Regions from separate parts of the Homo sapiens genome. Here all the other regions are linked to region 1. A link is a loop called in an ENCODE intact Hi-C map of the cell type or tissue named here. Cell type or tissue: mammary epithelial cell. All regions are shown on one strand.

What was found. Hi-C counts contacts between places; a loop is a spot of excess contacts. Peaks named below come from ENCODE experiments on the same cell type or tissue, not always from the same donor. Only the 100,000 strongest peaks of a DNase experiment are listed, where the experiment ranks them.
Region 2: a loop joins it to region 1, with 5 times the contacts of the local background. A loop is called at or near these places in 6 of 110 quality-filtered maps.
Region 3: it touches region 1 in a loop (3-fold over the local background); 2 of 110 quality-filtered maps call a loop at or near these places.
Region 4: a loop joins it to region 1, with 4 times the contacts of the local background. A loop is called at or near these places in 6 of 110 quality-filtered maps.

What each region holds. Positions count from the first base shown.
Region 1 is chr5:55,918,112-55,923,111 of GRCh38, forward strand. It overlaps IL31RA (interleukin 31 receptor A), which reads left to right. Exons shown (of 15, transcript NM_139017.7): 15 at 1-4,739. Among named protein-coding and RNA genes, the nearest start is that of IL31RA, 69 kb to the left of the region's middle. RefSeq lists an enhancer at 4,721-5,000. In mammary epithelial cell, a CTCF peak has its summit at 2,857 (motif pointing left); no DNase peak of the experiment used is centred here.
Region 2 is chr5:55,405,289-55,410,288 of GRCh38, forward strand. It overlaps MTREX (Mtr4 exosome RNA helicase), which reads left to right. Exons shown (of 27, transcript NM_015360.5): 22 at 137-300. LOC124900977 (a long non-coding RNA gene) reads left to right here. Exons shown (of 2, transcript XR_007058772.1): 2 at 1-96. Among named protein-coding and RNA genes, the nearest start is that of MTREX, 100 kb to the left of the region's middle. In mammary epithelial cell, a CTCF peak has its summit at 1,977 (motif pointing right); no DNase peak of the experiment used is centred here.
Region 3 is chr5:55,230,542-55,235,541 of GRCh38, forward strand. It overlaps CCNO (cyclin O), which reads right to left and starts at 3,067. Exons shown (of 3, transcript NM_021147.5): 1 at 2,602-3,067; 2 at 1,820-2,005; 3 at 611-1,319. The coding sequence starts at 2,982. The coding sequence ends at 834. CCNO-DT (CCNO divergent transcript) reads left to right here and starts at 3,353. Exons shown (of 5, transcript NR_185977.1): 1 at 3,353-3,499. LOC124900978 (a long non-coding RNA gene) reads left to right here. Exons shown (of 2, transcript XR_007058773.1): 2 at 1-98. RefSeq lists enhancers at 1,246-1,885, 1,286-1,365, 1,886-2,525 and silencers at 2,674-2,753, 3,000-3,294, 3,164-3,373. In mammary epithelial cell, a CTCF peak has its summit at 2,627; DNase peaks (open chromatin) are centred at 2,230 and 3,170; H3K4me3 peaks cover 3,248 bases; H3K27ac peaks cover 883 bases.
Region 4 is chr5:55,341,644-55,346,643 of GRCh38, forward strand. MTREX (Mtr4 exosome RNA helicase) reads left to right here. Exons shown (of 27, transcript NM_015360.5): 7 at 38-128; 8 at 1,688-1,812; 9 at 2,879-2,977; 10 at 3,451-3,553. LOC124900979 (a long non-coding RNA gene) reads right to left here and starts at 1,508. Exons shown (of 2, transcript XR_007058774.1): 1 at 1,232-1,508. In mammary epithelial cell, a CTCF peak has its summit at 2,936 (motif pointing right); no DNase peak of the experiment used is centred here.

The DNA.
Region 1 (5,000 bases):
AGTGTGGATTGCTGGCTTCAGCACTGAGATAGTACTGGGCTCCTCCTGTAACTATAGTGACAGAGTCAGCTGTGACTCCCTTGACCTTTGTGGGAGGCCACTAGGAGGCTGGTGAGATCAGGGCAGGCGAGGCAATGAGTGAGTGGCCCAAGGTGCAGTGAACCCAGCACTTGCCAGCCAGGAAGGCTGATGGTATTTTTTCTAGGAGAGTTTGAGGAATCAGTACTAGGATTGCAGGCATGAACTTCGCAAGCCACCCACTCAGGTGTGCAAAACATCACTTTACTTTCCTAAAACTAAAATTAATTGCCAGCCTGAGACCTGACACTTCAAAGTAACCTCAGCCCAGTATGATGATTTCTGAGTTGCCGTAGGTTTGTGACTCAGTCACATTTGGGGTTTTGCCCTCCCCTGTCCTGCCTGGGACTGGCTCTGAGTGCCGAGGATGTTCAATGGCGCAGCGTGCATGGGGCAGAGTTGGTCACTCAGTGGCATCCTCTGGGTCATGTATTTGTCCGGCCGTGTTTTTGTCTCTGGCCTCGTGTGTTTACTATGGTCCCTCCTGTCCCTGTTGGGTCACCTACCACTTACCTTAGCCAATTGCTGCCTCGTTACTGTGGGCACAGGAAGGTGTGGCTGCTCTCTCAAAGCTCTGTCCTCCTAACATCTCCAGCGGCTGCAGCCACCCCCCCACCACCCACCCAGGACTCAGTACTCCTGGTTTACGGAACAGTGACTTCTGGTACACCAAGGAATGAGGGAGGCCCGAGGCAGGGCACTGGGGAATAAGACTCTAGGGCAATGCCCCTGTCCCGTTGTCCTGCACTCAAGTCCAGGTGTAGGAAGGGACCAAACAAAAGAGATGCGTCCAATTCTCATGCCGCCCCTGATGTCTGCTCTCCCTGCTCTCCCTGTTCTCCACCCCTTCTATGGTGTGGGCTCTTCTGTGAGCCCACTGTCCCCAGAGTTCCAGATGGGGCCTTTGGCAACCCCACCTTCAGATTCATGAACATATGGGGAGATTCTAGCCTTGCCTCCTGTCTTGGCCCGAGGATGGGGGAGGGCACGGGTACCCCCACAGCTGTTCTTTCAACCCTCCTGCCCACCTGTAGTTGGGGGAATTTTCTCAAATTCTGTGGGAGGTGGGTGAGAGGAGAGCCTGGAACAAGTTCTCCCAAACTTGTCTGTCTCACACCTGGATGTAGATGAAGCTTCTGAACCTAAAATCTAAGAATTTGATGGGAGAGAAAATGGATCCCCAATGGCTCCTGTGAGTGGATTCCAGAGATAAGGATGTTGCCCTCTGGCCCCTGCTCCTTCATCATCAAAGCTGGAAGCGTCTTTTGCTGGACAATTTGCAAATCCCCACCCAGCCCTTCCTGTTTCATTTCTTCTTTCCTTTCTCTCCTCTTGCCCCTATCTTGTGCTTTGTTTTCCCCCACTGCCAGAGCTTCTCATCTTTTAACACTTGCTATTGTTTTCTTGTTTCTTTTCATTCCTTTCTCCCCTTCCATCAGCCTCCTTTGATCATTTTCCATGGTTTTATTACCTTTGAGGGGTGGGAAGATGGTGGCTCTGTTTCTTTCTAGGTGAGAGGAGCTGTTTCTATGAGTCCCCAAAAGGCACTGGTGGGCCACACCTTAGCTCTCCTGAGCAGGTTCACAGGATGTGAGCCTCAGAGTTCAGGGCGCAGGTGACTTCCTCTCCTGGATCGAGTCACCAACTGTCCCCGCTCTGGGCACCAGGGACTGCCTCTGTGGCTGGAGAAGGCCATCTGTGTTTTCCCTGTTTACTGTCAGAGACATTGTGAGGACACAAACAGGAAGACTTGTGTTTTAGCAAGGTTATTAAAAATGGATAAACCAGTTTTCTGAGACCCTGGGATCCATGCAGACAGCTAGGTTAGTGGCCTTTCTTTAACAGTAAGAGCAGAAAATTTTTAAAGAATGACAGAGAAACCAGTCTGTGGCTTAAATAAAAAGACCACAAGTTCCTTCTGGTGTCTTGGGAGGCAGCGGTGTGAAAACACCACGCAAGGGTCTGGAGGAGGCAGGAGATGGGGAGAGATGAAAAAGGAGAGGCCCACAGTATGGATGCCTCCGGCTGCTCTGCTGATGCTCTGTGTGCGAGGAAAGCCTGTGCTGGCCTGTCCACCCCAGTCTGATTCTGTCCCCATTTCCAGCACGCCCCTAGTTACTCCTGCTGCAGCAGGCACCCTGCCACCCAGGGCAGTGGCCCACGGGCCAAATCCAGGCCCTGTTTTTGTAGGTTCATGAACTAAAAGCTATAATGACCTATTTAATGGTTGAAAACAAAAAGAATAACATTTTGTGACAAGAAAAGTCCAAGAAATTCACGTAGTGTTGACAAAGTGTAATTGGAACACAGCCATGCCCATCGTTGACCTATTCCCTATGGCGGCTTGCCCCTACAAAGGCAGAGTTGAGTAGTTTCAACACAGAGTTTTTCCCACAAAGCAGAAAACGTTTACTCTCTGACCCTTTGCAGAAAAAATTTGTGGACGCCTACCATAACCCACAGACATGAAACTCAGACTGCCACTATGTTTCAACTTTGAATTAGCTGCAAATTAAAAAGAAATCAGGATATGTCATTCTGAATTTCTGACCAAATAAGGACTGCCCTCTTTGAAGGGTGCACACACACTTACTGGTTCCCCACCAGCCCTCCTAAATTCCTGTCCCCTTCCCATAGCTAAGGTCGAGAGTTGGTGGCTTACACCAGTGGTCTTTCAACAGGAGTGATTTTGACCCCCAGCCTCCAAACCTCAGACATTTGGTGATGCCTGGAGATATTTTTGATTGTCACGACTGGGAAGGTGCTACTGGCATCTAGTGGGTAGAGGCCGGCAATGCTGGAAATTATCTTATAATGCGCAGAACAGCCCTCACAACAAAGAATTATCTGGCAGAAAATGTCAGCAGTGCTGAGGCTGAGAAGTCGTGGCCTGAACTACCCTCTGCCTTCTAGATCCACACACAGTGTTCACATGGGTGAGACTCCCCTCTAGGTGTCCCCTCTTTTTTCTAATTTAAAATTTGTTTTAAATTCAACTTTACAGCAGTAATCCCAAGAGTTTTAAATAGCAATTATTTGTCATGCTTAATTAACTCCTAACATGATCTGTGTGCACCTGTACACATTTTTCAGCTAATTGCAAATCATACTGAATACATTATGTTCTCCCATATATAAAAATTCATGCATGAGCAAAGCATTTTGAACATCCATGAAAAACCCCATGGCGGGCCTGCATGGTGTGGTTTGCTAAGGCATCCCTTGGTTGATAGGATTCGTTTAAAGGTCCTCCTAGTATAGAGTGCAATGCGATAAACATTTATCTTTTCTTACCTTTGTCCTGTCTCTTTGGGGCTGTTTTCAAAAGTGGAATTGCTGGTCAGAATTTTATGGTTGTCACATTTTGCGTGACTGTGTCCCATCAAAGGTTATGCTGATTTACAGTATCACCAGACATGTCTGACGGATCCTTTGTCCTTTTCCACTGAGAATCAGCTGTCTACCACTGTGAGCTTGATTTTGTCAATTTATCGGGAATAGTTAATGAAACTTTATAGTTATTTGTGTTGCTTTAATCCTTGTGAAGCCAAACTTTTCTTTTTTTATTGTTGCCATGTCCCTGTGTTGACATTACAGAATGTTCTCTGCCTCCGTGCTCCTGGGGACATTGACAGACCAGCTGAGTTGCTAGAAATAAGAGGGACTCAGTAGGCCCTTAGCACAGCGGGTGGACTTTGCCATTTGGTTGACTATTTAAAATACTTGTTTTTGTAGGGCATCTGAAAAAGAAATTTCACACTGGTGTATTTTGTTAATTGTTTCTACGTAAATGTTGATTATTGACAAGCCTACTTGTAATCAAAATGTGTAGTGTGGTCAGTGTCTTGCACTCTTATGTTGTGGCGGGGGGGGGGGGCGGTTCCTGAAGAGTGGAGTGTGACTAAGGATAACAGCAGTCCTCATTTCCTTTGGACACTGGGGTCAGTGGGGAGAGAGTTTGCTCCGAAGCACAAACAGCTCCAATCCATGCTGGAAGAGACCCCAGGCCACAATAGCCCTTGACACAGAGCTCTATGCAGGGCTGTGCTGCCCAAGACGCTTGTCGTGTGCTGATGAAAAGGGCTGGGGAGAAGCAAGGGGCAGGGGAGGGGCAGAACTCCACAAGAGGGCAAAACCTGCTGTCAGCAATGCTCTCGTGGCTGTTCAAGGGAAGTGAGATACTTGTACTATGCATTTCATTTTTAGGACTAGAATTCTGTCTTCCTGCCCAACTTCAATATAAGTGTGGACTAAAATGCGAGAAAGGTGTCCTGTGGTCTATGCAAATTAGAAAGGACATGCAGAGTTTTCCAACTAGGAAGACTGAATCTGTGGCCCCAAGAGAACCATCTCTGAAGACTGGGTATGTGGTCTTTTCCACACATGGACCACCTACGGATGCAATCTGTAATGCATGTGCATGAGAAGTCTGTTATTAAGTAGAGTGTGAAAACATGGTTATGGTAATAGGAACAGCTTTTAAAATGCTTTTGTATTTGGGCCTTTCATACAAAAAAGCCATAATACCATTTTCATGTAATGCTATACTTCTATACTATTTTCATGTAATACTATACTTCTATACTATTTTCATGTAATACTATACTTCTATACTATTTTCATGTAATACTATACTTCTATATTAAAGTTTTACCCACTCAGCCAGGTGCAGTGACTCACACCTTTAATCCCAGCACCTTGGGAGGCTGAGGTGGGCAGATCACTTGAGGTCAGGAGTTTGAGACCAGCCTGGGCAACATGCTGAAACCCTGTCTCTACAAAAAATACAAAAATTAGCCAGGCGTGGTGGTGCGCACCTGTAATCTCAGCTACACGGGAGTCTGAGGCAGGAGAATCACTTGAACCCGCGAGGCAGAGATTGCAGTGAGCCAAGATCGTGCCTCTGCTCTCCAGCCTGGGCA
Region 2 (5,000 bases), 510 kb before region 1:
CAGCACTGAAGCTTTAACCCAGAAGTATACTGTAAGATGTTCTTTAAAAATATTTTTTGTTTGATTTCATGAATAAATCTCCTTGTACATTGTTCACTTTATTATTGAACTTTCTTTATACTTTCATGTGCTTTAGATTGCAATAGATATTAAATCTGCAAAGCGAGAACTGAAGAAAGCAAGAACAGTCCTACAAATGGATGAACTCAAATGTCGCAAACGTGTTTTAAGAAGGTTGGGATTTGCTACTTCTTCTGATGTAATAGAGATGAAAGGACGAGTGGCTTGTGAGATAAGCAGGTAAAATCTGGTTATTGTTCTAGAAAGTTCATTTTTTTTTTCATTTTTAATTTTAATTTTTGTTTATTTTTTTTGAGATGGAGTCTCACTGTTGCCCAGGCTGGAGTGCACTGGCGCAATCTCAGCTCACTGCAACTCCGCCTCGCAGTTTTAAGTGATTTTAAAAATAACCATTATCTTTAGGAAAAAAGAGCTTTCTTAAAAATATAAAGTTTGTACAATATCTTCCACACTAAATACAGTTTTGAACCATGAAATTGAGAAATTAGAAAAATCTTAGATCTCAGTAATTAACACAAGCGCTCCTAGCATTTGTATGTATTTCCTTTGACTTTTTTTAATGCCTTGTGGGATTTTTACATAATCTTAGCTTATATATAATTTTGTATACTTTTTAAAAATTATTAACATTTTCCCACCTTGAAACTTAGCCTAGTAACCATTATCTTGTTACGTGCATAGCAAATTGTAATGAGATTTTGGGCTAATAATAGGATTTTACAACAGAACTTATTATAAGCCACAGATTAAAACTGGTTATATTATTTTCTGTTTCAGTAATCTTTTGTCACAAATGACCTCAAAACTAAATTATTTACAACATCAACAGTGACTTTATCCTCTTATTGTTTTTATGGGTCAGAAATTCAGGAAGAGCTCATTTGGATGGTTCTGGCTCTGTCCCCCAGGATTGCCGTCAGACAGGTGGTTAAGCTGAAACAGTAGGAGTCCGGAGCGGCTGGGGAATGTTAGGACCTCTCTCTCTCTGTTAGAGCTTCTCCATGTGGTCTCTCCATGTGGGCTGGTTTGGGCTTCTTCACAGTATGGCAGCAGCCTCAGGATGCTTACATGGTAGCTGAAGGCTCCAGTGTGAGTCTTCTAGCTGGCTAAGGTTGCCTTTTCTGACCTAGCTTTACCTTTTGTAACCTAGCTTTGTTATCATACACCATCATTTCCACCACATTCTCTTGATTACAGGTGAGTCATAAACCCTCCTGGATTCAAGTGGGGGATAATTAGATTCCAACTCTTGATGGGGAAGTGGCTATTGTTCAGTATGGCTTTCTGTGATAATTGGATTGTTCTGTGTCTACACTGTTCAGTATAGTAGCCACTATTTAGCATTTGATGTGTGCTTAGACAAAGGAACTGAATTTTATAATTTATATCATTTTAATTGAAATTGAAATTTCCACGTATGCACATGGCAGTCTTTATAGATCAGTGCAATTCTAGAAGAATGTGGTATAGGAGATGCTGTTGTGGCCATCTTTAGAAAATACAATTTATGATACTGTTCTAAAAAATGTGTTCGTTATTTCCCACCACGAGGAATGTCTCCTGCCTTAGGAGCCAGCTTGCCTCTGTCCTCCTTAACTGGAAAGTCATAAACTGGTAGCTCAAGCAATATCCAGTCTGAAGATATATCTTGTTTTGTCCATATAGTGATGATCATAATTCTCAGTGAATATATAAAAGACACTTTTGAAACAGTTTTTTATGTACTCAGCATGGCCAGGATGGACAGGACTAGAGAATTACAGGCCTTGTAAATGATTTCAGACTTTCTTGGTAAAAATGTAATTATATCGTTCATCTGTCCAGATGTTACAGACTCAGATGTCTTCATAGAACCAGGAGACTGTGGTGAACAGGACAACTCTTAGCCACCAAAAGGGGGCAGTGACTACCCAGCCCTAGTTAGTTGTTATCACAGGATAATGTGCTATTGGATTTTAATTAATAACATATCCAGGATTAAATCTAAACTGCAGTACTGGTCTACTGATTTATATGCTAATGTTATTGGGATTATTTCCTTCTAATAATTACCTGTTTTACAATTAATATAGAAATTAATTTCCTTTAGATATCTACAACTAGATTTTGTGTTGAAAGAATGGAAATTGATTTTATTCCAAGATACATTTTTCATTTATAGTAATAACAATATTATATCAAAGTTTGTTAACTTTCCCCCAAATTTGCAAAAACTGGGGCATCATCCTAGACTCCTTCTCTCACCCATTTTGCCTTTTTAAACATTGCCACTGGCTAATGTGTATCCCTCATTATTTTTGGCCTCAATTACTGCAGTTGCCCTCCTGATTATTCGTTGCCTCCCTTCTTGAGTTTTCAAAACCCAAAGCACAAATCTGGTATGTCGTTCCTCTTTCCTTCTTGAGATGGGATTTTGCTCTGTTGCCCAGGCTGGGGTGCAGTGGTGCAATCTCGGCTCACCGCAGCCTCAACTTGCCAGGCTCAAGTGATCTTCCTGCCTCAGTCTCCCAAGAACCTGGGACTGTAAGTGTGTGCCATCAAGCCTGGCTAATTTCTTTTTTAAGTTTCTGTAGAGATAGGGTCTTGCTATGTTGCCCAGGCTGGTCTTGAACTCCTGTAATTAAGCAGTCCGCCCACCTTACCACCCAAATTGCTGGGATTACAGGTGTGAGCCACTTCACCCAGCACCCAGCCCCTTTGTGCCATTCTATTTGGTAAAAGTCCCTCAGTGATTCCTTATTGCTTTTAGAATAGATTCCATAATTTAGTATATTGTTACTCTCCCTCTCCAGCAGTCTGTTGCCACACCCCACACATGCTTTTCCTTTTGCTTCATATGACCTTTCACCCCCACCCCATATCCTGCGATTCTTGCATATTTTTGCAAAGAACTTCGAAACTTGCTCTGAACTTCTTCAATCTGGTTTTAGGCTCCTCACCTTTTTTTCCTCATAACACTTGTATAAATCAATTATTAGAGCACTCTGTTAAACCACTGTTCTGTGATTATCACCTTACTTGTCTGCCCCCAATGTTAGACTGTAGCTTCTTGAAATAGTCTTTCCTCGTTTGTATTGTTGCACTCTTTGCTTGACTTAACTCTTAAGCTTAACACTAGAGACCCAAATTTAGTTTTTGACTTTTATTTATAAATATTTTAACTGTTAGTAAAGATTATAATAGTTCATGGCTTTATTCTTTTTTAAAGACTTTGCAAAAAATAAAGGCAAAGTTTACTTTTTTAATAATACAGTACAGTTATTGTATGGGTCAATTGAACCCTGATTATAGAAGTCTAGAAACATCATCTTTGTAGTGTTTCTTTTTTAGCTTGAATTGAACACAGTTGCAAATTCAGAATTTTTCATTTTCCACCCAAGAAGAAAAATAAGTGAAGATATTTTGCAGTTATTACTCAAATCAGAAGATAAACACAAAGGGACAAAAAGCACTGTAGTCAAAGTGATAATGGTGAGATTGATTATATAAGCAAAGTCTCAGACCCTAAGTAAATTCTCAGACATAATAACTAGTGCATGAACAATATTTTTATTTATTTATTTATTTATTTATTTATTTATTTATTTATTTATTTATTTTGAGACAAGGTCTAGCTCTGTCACCCAGGCTGGAATGCAGTGGCAAGATCATGGCTCAGTGCAGTCTTGACCTCCTGGGCTTAAGTGATCCTCCCACCTCAGCCTCCTGAGTAGCTGGGACTACAGGCGTGTGCCACCACGCTCAGCTTATTTTTGTATTGCTTTGTAGAGACAGGGTTTTGCCATGTTGCTAGGCTAGTCTTGAACTCCTGGGCTCAAGAGATCTACCTGTTTCAGCTTCCCAAATGAGCCAGGAGCCACTGTGCTCTGCTGAACAATATATTTCTAGGGATATATATATATATGAGATTATTATTCATGTAATCATTCAACAGAAAGGGCCTAGTTATGTAACGTCTATGATAAGAACCTGGACCATCTCATTTTGCTAAAAGGACTTGTAATAATAGTCTTTCATCTTTTATTATTTGTGCACCAAAGTTTCCTTATATGGTCCACAAGTGGTCAAATACACAGTTGTGTATATAAGGAAATTGGAAAGAGATGATGAAGAAATTTTTTAAAACCTGTTGAATTGATCATTCTAATCTTTGTAATAATAAATATATTGTCCTTATAAGTCTGTATATGAAAATGTTTCACAATTATGGAGCAAAGAAGATGACCTTCCTCTCAACAAAATCAAGTTGTCAGTTTAAAAAACTGTATTTTGATGATGCAAAAGAGGAATCAAAAGTAATAAGCTAGAACTTAAAAGAGATGTAAATCTGGACTTGTACATTTTGACAGTGCAAGTGCAAGAAGAAACAGACGTAGTGATGAGCTAGTACCTACCTGTTAGAGATGTACTTGAAATCTAGAATTGTATTTCCTAGATGGATATTTTTCAGATTTGTGGATGACAATTGGTGAGCAGCAGTTTGTTGCATTTAAAGGCTCTTGCCCATCTTGGTTATATACACTTTCAGCCTTTGGAAAATATGAATTAAAATGTGAGTCTTCTGGCCAGGTGTAGTGTCTCACACCTGTAATCCCAGCATTTGGGGAGACCGAGGTGGGAGGACTACTTGAGCTCAGGAGTTCTAGACCAGCCTGGACAACATAGCAAGACCCCATCTCTACTATAATATAAAAACTTTAAAAAATTAAAACATAAAAATAAAAAAATGTGGTTCTTCTTATGAGTACATTCTAATTAAGATTTCTAGTAAAATTGTTTTTCATTATCTTTATTCTACAGATTATTTGTAAAATAACTGAAAAATAATTAAAAGAGTCCTTTGGCCCTAGAAAATAAATGACAGTGATGATTTTTCCTAGCATACTAAAGGTTAAGAAATTGTTCTTATTTCACGAATG
Region 3 (5,000 bases), 690 kb before region 1:
TAATGGTTCTGTGCTCCAGCATCCTCCTCTGAAAAATGGGATAATAGACTCTGCTCCATAGAGTTGCTGGAAGAATGAAATAAATGCTGAACACAGTACTTAGGACATACTTAATGCTCAATATAGCCATTATGACTATTATGCCAGTTACTTTGGGCTCACATGTCGTAGCATGAACAGTTGGACCACGTGATTGCAGGGTAAATGGGCTCAACCTGCAATGGCTGTGACCACAGTCAAATCCTTGGTTTCCAACATGCTCCATTTGAACACGGGATTTCTCATGCCTGGATATGGCTTTCCCCCACTTCTGCTTGTGTGCCTGTGTGGTCCCCAAAGCTTCCCAGCCCCACATCTGCCTCACCAGCAAGTGCAACCCTCTGGACAGCATAGAGGTTCTATTCGAGGGTCACAGGACCCAAGCCATCAGGTAAGCCTGACTCCACTAATCTCTGGAATTCAGTATCCAGGACCTCACCTGACCTGGTGTTTCCACAGAGATCCCAATTACAGAGTGGACCCAGAGGGAAGGGAAAATCCCGCAAACGTTGCCAACCACCATTCCTGAGCTGAATTCACCTTCCCTCCCCGCAGACAGACACTTGCAGGATTTAGACAAACCACAACTGTTTATTGGTGAAAGACTCAGCTTCCTCATGTGCTCGCTGCAAAATAAATAAAATACCAGATGCTAGTATCGTACACTATTTACAACCTGCAGCTGACCAAGCAGGTCCTGAAGCCTTCTCTGTGGACCAGTACTGCACTCTTCTGAGGCTACGGGAGAGGTCCAGCAGCCGGGCCAGGGACTAAAAGGAAACGAAGGATCTGTTTTATTTCGAGCTCGGGGGCAGGCTGCACTTCTCGCAGATCTGAACGGGCAGCATGTGAGTCAAGGAAGTACTGTTTATGGCCACCAGCAGCTGCAACTTGCCCATACAGTCCTCCAGCGCCGCCTCCGGGTGGTCTCCCAGTCGCAAGTCCACGGGCCGCGAGACCCGCAGCATGCGGTCCGCCAGCGCCAGGCAGCAGATCGCCAGGAGGGAAGGGGAGTAGCTGGTGAAGGCATAGTCGGCCAGACTCAGCTCTGCCACCCCCCGCGCCAGGGCTTGCGCTTCCAGAGCTTCGGAGGCCTCAGCCTGCCCCGCCTCCACGCGAGCGTGCGTGAAATGCTCCAGGAAGAAGCTAATGGTGGGCGCACCCAGGGTGAAGTGCAGCTTGTGCAGCACGATGCACTCGAGGTTGCAGAGCTGCTGCCGGGAGAAGGCGCCGCAGCAGAGGGCCAGAAGCTGCTTCACGCGCGGCGGGTGCACCTCCACCTGCAACACAGGGCGCACTCAACCCCGCTTTGCGGCTTCCCGGGCCCCAGGCCCACCCCAGTATGACGCCCGGACTTTCCCCATCCCTTCCAGAGAGACAGCCGGGGCTCTGCCTCTCCACTGCTTCCACGTAAGTGACCTAGAGCGTACTTCCAGCGCAGTTGATCTAACTACTGTCCAACTAAAAAAAAAAAGCTTGGGAAATTTTGAAGGCTTTTTCGGAGGCTAGACTAGAGGTGCCAAAAGAGCTATTTGGGACTGATTACAGCTATTAGTCTATTAGGCTATTTCTTTGGAAGCCGAGTGACAGGATTTTTCGTTTGTGGAGAAATTGTGAAGTTAAGGCTAAGGGATATATGCGTATGCAAATGTCTGATAAAATGAGTTCTGGGAACCCAGCACTGAATCGTGCGCGCTGGAAAGACGGGCGGCCAGGGAGTGGCGGGGGAGTTTGGCTGCGTCCCCAGATGCCGCGTGTACCTGTTTGATACCCCAGGTACCTGTTTGCAAGCGATGAGCAAGGAGGTGACCCCAAGCAGCTGGAAGCAGTCTGCAGCCACCGGCGTGGTGGTGAGGAAGCGGTCCAGAGTGTTCACCGTCAGGCACAGCGACTCGAAGGAGAGGCCGAATTGGCGGTGCACCGGGATCAGCCAGCTGAGCAGCTTACAGCGGGATTCCGCCGTCACCTGCCGGGAAGGAGGGGGGAGGCGGGCCCGCTGGGCTTAGGGTGGAGAGGGACTGTGGAAGGGAAGGAAGGGCCAAGAAGAATCGGGGAGCTTCCCAGGAGAGGGGCAAGAAGATTTCAGAAAGAGAAACGCAATGGAAACTGGGAAACGCGTGGGCCGTGCTGAGCCGGAACACCGGGATTGGGACCTGGCGCTGTGCAGAGAGCGTCGTACACGTTACCTCGCGTAATGGGCTCAGCAATTCAAAGGAAGGGGAGGGGTTCCATTTTGCAGATGAAGAAAGAAGCTCAGGGGTGTTAAATAACTTGCCCGAGTTCGGTAGGAGTCCAGACTCAACCCGGAAACGAATTCCTCTCTACCGTGCCCCAGTAGCCAGCTTGGGACGGGGCAAGTCCCTCAAGCCGTCTACGCCCCACTTTTCTCCATCTGTAAAATGAGGCCGGTGACGCCCCTCCACGGCCCCTTGTGCTTCGACTCGGGGCGGGACCTGGGCTGTCGCGGGCCCGGGCGCTCGGAGGGCCGAGCCGGCAGGAGAGGAGAGAGCCTGGGAGGAGAGGAAGAGCGGCGGCGTGGAGCTGGCTCTACCAGCACCTCACTTGTGGCTGCCGTGCCAGCGCCTCCCGCGGGTGGAAGTGGCTCTCCTGCGCCTTGCGGAAGGCGTAGCAGCTCTGGCCGTAGTCGCGGAAGGTCTGTAGATCTAGCTGCGCCACGGGCTGGGCCGGGCCGGGCAGGGGGCTACCACCCCGCGCCGCAGAGGGGCTCTCTGCGCCGTCTGAGCCGGAGCTGGGGGACTCGAACAGGTCGCAAATGCCGGAGTCTCCCGGGAGCGGGCACGGGTTCAGGGGATGCAGCGGCTGCTTCCTCCGGAGGCGCGGACGCCTGCTCTTCTTCACCGGGGCGCGAAGGTTCTGGTCGTTGTCCCGCCTCCCCGCTCGGGCGGCGGGGCTCGAGGGGCTGGTGGGACAGGGGGTCACCATGATGCGGCCGGGTGGCCGCTTTACTACCTTCAACGCCCGGGCTGCGGCGGGCAGCAAACGCGCACTCGAAAGTGCGAAGGAGGCCGGGCTCAGAGGCTGGCGCGGTCCTAAGTACCCGGCCGGCTCCTTCTCTCTACCACACCCCCGGCCTCTCACTGGCTGAGCCCAGAGCGGCACCGGAGCCGCGATTTTCCGGCTGGAGAACCACTCGCCTCAGGGCGCAGGCAGCGCGTCGCCTCCGCGGCCCGCCGGGGGGAGGGGGAGCTGCAGCGCGCGCCAGGCACCCGCCTTTCGCGCCTGCGTCCTGCGTTACCTGGGCAACCGGAGCCCGGGTCGCTGCGGGAGCCCGGGTCACTGCGGAGCCCGGGTCACTGCGGAGCCCGGTGCACGGAGTGGGAGTAGGGCTGCGGCGGGCGCAGCCAAGCGGCTCCGCTGCGCCGGTTAAAACATTCTCCCAGGGGGCATCTCTCTGTCCTTGGCCAGATGGTCTCGACACGTGCGGGCACCTCTAACCCAGGTCGGTAATTTTGTAAAGGTCTGATCCTGAGTTCCAAACGAAAGTCGGGCTAGAATTCTGTCGACACGGGAAAAGTTTTCTTCAGTGACCCAAACAAGCAATAGTGTTAATTCGGTTGCGTTTGTCGGTTTTGTTTCGGTGGGTACCGGAGTAGCCAGTGCCCTTCCTTCCGCCAGCCTCGGGGAGCAGAGCCTCAGAAGGGCCGTTTGTGCTGCGGAATAGATTGGAGCTCCACCAGCCAGCCACGCTTTCGCGCTCAAAACAAAACGGAAAACTGCCGGATCAACCTCAGTCGGCAAGCAAGTCTGCAGGCCGTGAAGACTTTCTCCCACACTTTTCACCCCAAGCCAAGCAAGCTGGGGCTACAGCGGTTTAAGAACATTGTTGGAAAGTTGCATTTCGAGTTTGATCGAATTGCTCACAGCCTGTTCCGTTTTAGGTCATTAGCTTCTGGCCTTCTGCCCCGCCGGCAGCCCAGTCCTTGGTTTTTCCCTGCTTCCTGCGTCCGCTCCTTCAGGGTGATAAACTCAGGGAAATTAAAGCTGGAATGGGGACGCCCAGGCCGACCGGGCGTGGCAGTTTCCTCAAGGCGCCTCGGGTTTAGTCCACAGACTCCCGTCCTGGTAGAAGCTGGAGCCCTTCTGTGGCCTGAGTGAATCTTCCTGAGGGTCTCTGACCCTATAGGAGAAGGGGCTGCAGGAGCACAAGTAGCCCATAATCAACCTCACAGGCACTTAGCAACGGCAGAAAGCTCAGGTACCCTCAACCCTGGTGTTTTCCAGAGGCGAGGCTACTGGGTGCCAAACCAAGAGCAGGTTCAGCCACCTAACCTCATTCCAGAAGAAAGCTGATAAATGTGTCTGCTCAAAGTACAAGTTTCTGTCTATGAAAATTTAGTAGATGGTGGGATGGTGTCTCCTAGAGATGCAGGTGAAAGAAAAGGAATGGATTTTGGGTTCTGACCACTGTTCCTCCTATTTCCCCATAACTCTGAGCAAGCTCTCTATTCTGCCCTAAATAATGTCATTTGGGCCGGGCGTGGTGGCTCACGACTGTAATCCCAGCACTTTGGAAGGCCAGGGCAGGTGGATCACATGAGGTCAGGAGTTTGAGACCAGCCTGACCAACATGGTGAAACCCCATCTCTACTAAAAATACAAAAATTAGCTGGGGGTGATAGCACACACCTGTAATCCCAGCTACTTGGGAGGCTGAGGCACGAGAATCGAGAATCGCCTGAACCTGGGAGGGGGAGGTTATAGTGAGCCAAGATCATGCCACTGCACTCCAGCCTGGGCAACACAGCAACACTCCGTCTCAAAAGAAAAATAAATAAATAATCTCATCTCTAACATGGGAGACGAGCTAAGAAACACTGGGAGTGGTGCCAGGCCTTACTGTCTCTCAGACTATTGTTGGGAGGAGCAACATTATGGGAGGAGCAATTGAACCTGTGGAGAGGACTCAGATACCAGACTTCTTCCTAGAGAAGCTTTCTGGG
Region 4 (5,000 bases), 580 kb before region 1:
GAATCCAACTAAATACATTTTTTACTTTTTTCTTTAGATTTTGAGAAGTATGCTTTACAGAGGTTCCGAAGTTATGAGAGAAGTTGCTTGGGTTATATTTGATGAAATTCATTATATGAGAGATTCAGGTATATTCAGTGTTGAAATGTATATCATGTATTTCCCTTCAGAATGACATTAGGAATTTTGAGCAAGTTATTGTTAAACTTTGCTTCTAGTTTTTGTGTGGCTAGGGTTCTAATAAACTGTTGTTTCTTTATTTTTATTTACCTATTTATTTTTGAAACAGAGTTTCACTCTGTTGCCTAGGTTGAAGTGCATGATCCTAGGTAGGATCCTAGGTAGGATCATGGTTCGCTGCAGCCTTGATCTCCATCTCAGTCCCCCAAGTAGCTGGAACTACAGACGTGTACCACCATGTCTGGCTAATTTTTATTTATTTTATTAGTAGAGATGGCGTCTCACAACGTTGAGCAGGCAGGTCTTGAACTCCTGGACTCAAGTGATCCTCCCACCTTGGCCTCCCAAAGTGCTGGGATTACAGGCGTGAACCGCACCCAGCCTTGCTTCTTTAAATAGTGGACAACATGATATTATTTTTCCATTAAGATTTCATTCAAGTACAGCTCTTTAATAGTAACTTTTGCTGGGTGAGAAATGCAAATTCAAATAAAGCAAAAGAAATTAAAAGATGGCGTGCTTCTAATAGCTCACCAGTAGAACTAATGTTACAGAATTTCTAAAACTTCTAGCTTGCAAAGTTAACTTTCCTGATTTTTATTTAGTTCAGTAACTATGAAATATGTGTTTATGGTAAAAACAAAAAGTGAGGATTATGAAATAAAAATGAACAAAAAGAAAAACTTACAAATGCCCCTTACTTAGGCTGTTACGCTCTCGTAATGAAAAAGTAAGTATGCTTGGAATTTGTAGGGTGCTGGCAGGGCTAACGTTAACAAACACATTGAAAAGTTAAATGTTTAATATGTACACGCTTAAAATAAGATTTAGTTTTTATTTAAACTAGCTCACTAAATCAGCCTGTATTTATGGAGAAAGCAATAGAATTTAAGAAATCATTTACCCTTTGAATATTTCACCCTTTCCAAATTTATAAAATTAAGCTCTTAACAGAGTTGTTTTGGTTTTAGAATCAGAAATCCTTTGTTGATTTGTCTATTTTAGGAGGGAAGCTGTCAAACTTTTTCCGTTTTAATAAAAAATGACTTACGGTTTTATCTTTCATCAAGTCTTTCTTTCATCTCCAGAGGATCACAAGGATAATTTGGGTGAACGATGCCGTCTGGAATAGGAATAGTATCTTCTAAATGTGTTGCTATAACTTTCTACAAGTTAGTAACCATTACTTTTCAATGTGCAGTAGAAATACTGTTCCGCTGCCTTGTCATTGAGGCTCTTGTTAGGTTGTTTGGAAAGATTAACCCTGGAATTGCTCTTTGTAGGCTATTTCAGAGTACATTGTATTTATAGTGGTTTAGTCTACTAATTTTCTACTGGATAGATTAATGGTGAGAAATAGTTTTCAGTAAGGTTCTGTGGCTTAAAATATTCTTGAGTAAAGTCTGCATTTCTAACTATAAAGCTTCAGAGAATATAATTTTAGATATTATCACAGAGTGACACTGTAGTCCAACTATAGTCCAAAGTATATATTTATTTTTTTCAGAACGTGGTGTAGTATGGGAAGAAACTATTATTTTGCTTCCTGATAACGTCCACTATGTCTTTCTTTCGGCTACTATTCCAAATGCCCGACAGTTTGCTGAATGGATTTGCCATTTACATAAACAGGTATTTTTTCCTCCTTTTTTGATGTCTTCAATATTCAAAATGTTACAGATTAGTCTTGCTTTACTCTCCCTTTGCTTTTCTCCTGATGTTGTCCAGAATAATAAAAAAAACATTTTAATGGTAAACTGCTTCTCAAATCAAGCAGCTTATCAAAATCAACTGACTGACTTTTTAGAAATGTTGATTTCTGAGCCCCATCTCAAACCCACTATATCTAAATCTCAGGTAATAGTGCCTTGGGAACTCCAATTTTAAAAATTCCCCAAGTTGATCTGATGATCTGCCAGGTTTAGAAACTACTGCATTTACTCAAATAGTTATCCATGAGTACACAGAATTTCCCCTAATGCCTTGGTGCCAGGAAAAGCTGGGCATCTCTGGAGCATTTGATTTGATTTTTCTCATGTAAACACAGACTTTTTACTGACTTTCTGTTATTGCCTTTCTAGTCTGACTTTAGCGTCTGTATATGCTTGTAATAGGCATTTGTTTATGTATACTGAATTTATTCTTGCTTTTATTTTTCTGCCCTTAATTTTCCTTTACACTGATGTTCTCATGAACTTATCTGTTTATAAGCTCCCTGATCGTGTTTTTATGGCATTCTCCCATATTGCTTCTGTAGGATAGAAAAATCCAATGGATCTTGGGGAGAAGCTAGATCAAGTGCTGCTTTATACTAAGGTTTTGAAAAGCCTGGGTGGGGCAGAAAAGTTCCATTTTACTTCATGGATCCTTTGTATCACCGTATACCTCCTCTATAGAAAAATAAGCATCTTTCCGTAATTACAGCATTCCAGGGCTAGGTAATGGGTAGTTGATGCTCAGGTCATGTATTTAGCCCTGGTTAGGGAATTGGTAAGTTGGGAAGATGGTAGTATAATTTCATAGACCTAATTTTTCTACGTTTTTCTCTTGCCTGGGTTTTAGTGAATTTTTTGAAGTGTTTTCTTTTTGAAATGTTGAATTCATTACTTGATTTTCTTAAGATCTTTTAGGTTGGACTAAGATACAGTTTTATTTTGAGGAAATAAAATTTTGTATGTTTAATTCTTTCTTTTTACAGCCTTGTCATGTTATTTACACAGATTATCGGCCCACTCCATTGCAACACTACATTTTTCCAGCAGGGGGAGATGGCCTGCATCTTGTGGTTGATGAAAATGTAAGAGAGTAATTGTCCTTTTTAAATCTATAATGTCATACTTTATTATTAATATCTTGTTGTTGTTGTTTTTAAATTTTGAATTAGAGAAGAATGGAAAAGATACATTTGTTTGTCTTAGTTTTAATCAATCGATCTTGATTTTTTTGTGTGTTTTTATTTCAAACATTATGTTTGAGACTTGTGTTTTTCTTATGCATGAATCAGATTTCCCTCCTTTCCCAGTATTTAAAAATACCTAGAGAATAGGGGTTCTGGACATGTTTCAGATATCTTATGTTTTGCTTTTCTTCATTTTTTATTCCTTCTTTTTCACCTTTTAATACCTCTTACCACAGATCATGTTTGGACTATTTTAGTGGCTTTCATTATTATACTAAATTATTTTTATTTGGGGAAGCCTTATGTATGAAAAATGTTTGAATTATGATTAAGTATTAGTGAAGTTACACAGAAAAAATTTGTGATTCCAGGGTGACTTCAGAGAAGATAATTTTAATACTGCAATGCAAGTGCTTCGAGATGCAGGTGATTTGGCCAAAGGAGACCAGAAAGGGCGGAAAGGAGGAACAAAAGGTAATTTGGAACTTTGCTTTGAGAGAATTTTACATGTAAATTGTATATTCAGATTACTCTGATATTTTTTGTCTTAGTTTTTTTTTCTCAAGCTATGTAAAGGTCTAGACGATATGTGATAAAATTGGATAAATATTTATCTTTTTTGTATGACATTAAGTATAATTTACATACTATAAAATTCACTCATCTAAGTATACAATTCAGTAGTCTTTAGTATATTTACAGAATTGTGCAGCCATCACCACTGTCTAGTTCCAAAATATTTTCATGAACCCAAAAAGAAACCCTGTACACATTAACAGTTATTCTCCCTTTTCCCCCAACCTTTCCCTTCTCATCCCGCAGACTTAGTTAATCATTAGCCTGTTTTCGATCTCTGTGGCTTTCCCTTGTCTGTGCATTTCATGTTTGGAGCAACTGGCTTCTTTCACTTAATGTAATGTTTTCAAGGTTCGTTACTTTTAATTTTTTTTTTTTTTTTTTTTGAGACAGTGTCTCGCTCTGTCACCCAGGCTGGAGTACACTGGTGCTGTCTTGGCTCATTGCAACTTTCTGCCTCCTGGGTTCAAGTGATTCTCCTGCCTCAGCCTCCCAAGTAGCTGGGATTATAGGCACCTGCCACCATGCCTGGATAATTTTTGTATTTTTAGTAGAGACGGGGTTTCACTGTGTTGGCTAGGCAGATCTCAAACTCCTGACCTGAAGTGATATGCCCATCGTGGCCTCCCAAGTGATGGGATTACAGGTGTGAGCCACTGTGCCCGGCTATTTTGTTCATTTTATGCTATATGTACTCATTCCTTTTCATGGTTAAATAACATTCCATTGTATGGATATACCACATTTTGTTTCTCCATTCATCATTGGATGGACTTTTGGGTTTTTCTGGTTTTTGACTGTTAGGAATGCTGTTGTAAACATTGATGCATGTACTATTTAATACAAGTTTTTGTGTGAATAGGTGTTTTCCTCTGGATATGTACCTAGGAGTGGAATTGCTGCACCATGTGGAAAGTCTATGTTTCACCTTTTGAGAAACTGCCAAAGTATTTTCCAAAGTGGCTATACCATTTTACATTTCCTTCCAGGAATGTGTGAGGGTTCCATTTTCTCTATATCCTTTGTATCACCGTACTCCTCCTCCATAGAAACAGAGGCATCTTTCTGTAATTACAGCATCCCTGGGCTAGGTAATGGGTAAATGAAACAGATTATGTATTTTGCCCTGATTTCCCATTTGGAAAGATGGTGGTATAATTTGATGGATCTAATTTTTTCACATATAATTTTTCCACGATACTTAGTATTGTATGTCTGATTATAGTCATCCTATTGAATGTGAAGTGGTATCTTAATGTGGTTTCAGTTTACATTTCCCTGGTGGCTAATGATGTTGAACATTTTTTCATGTGCTTATTGGCCATTTGCATATTCTTTCTCTATT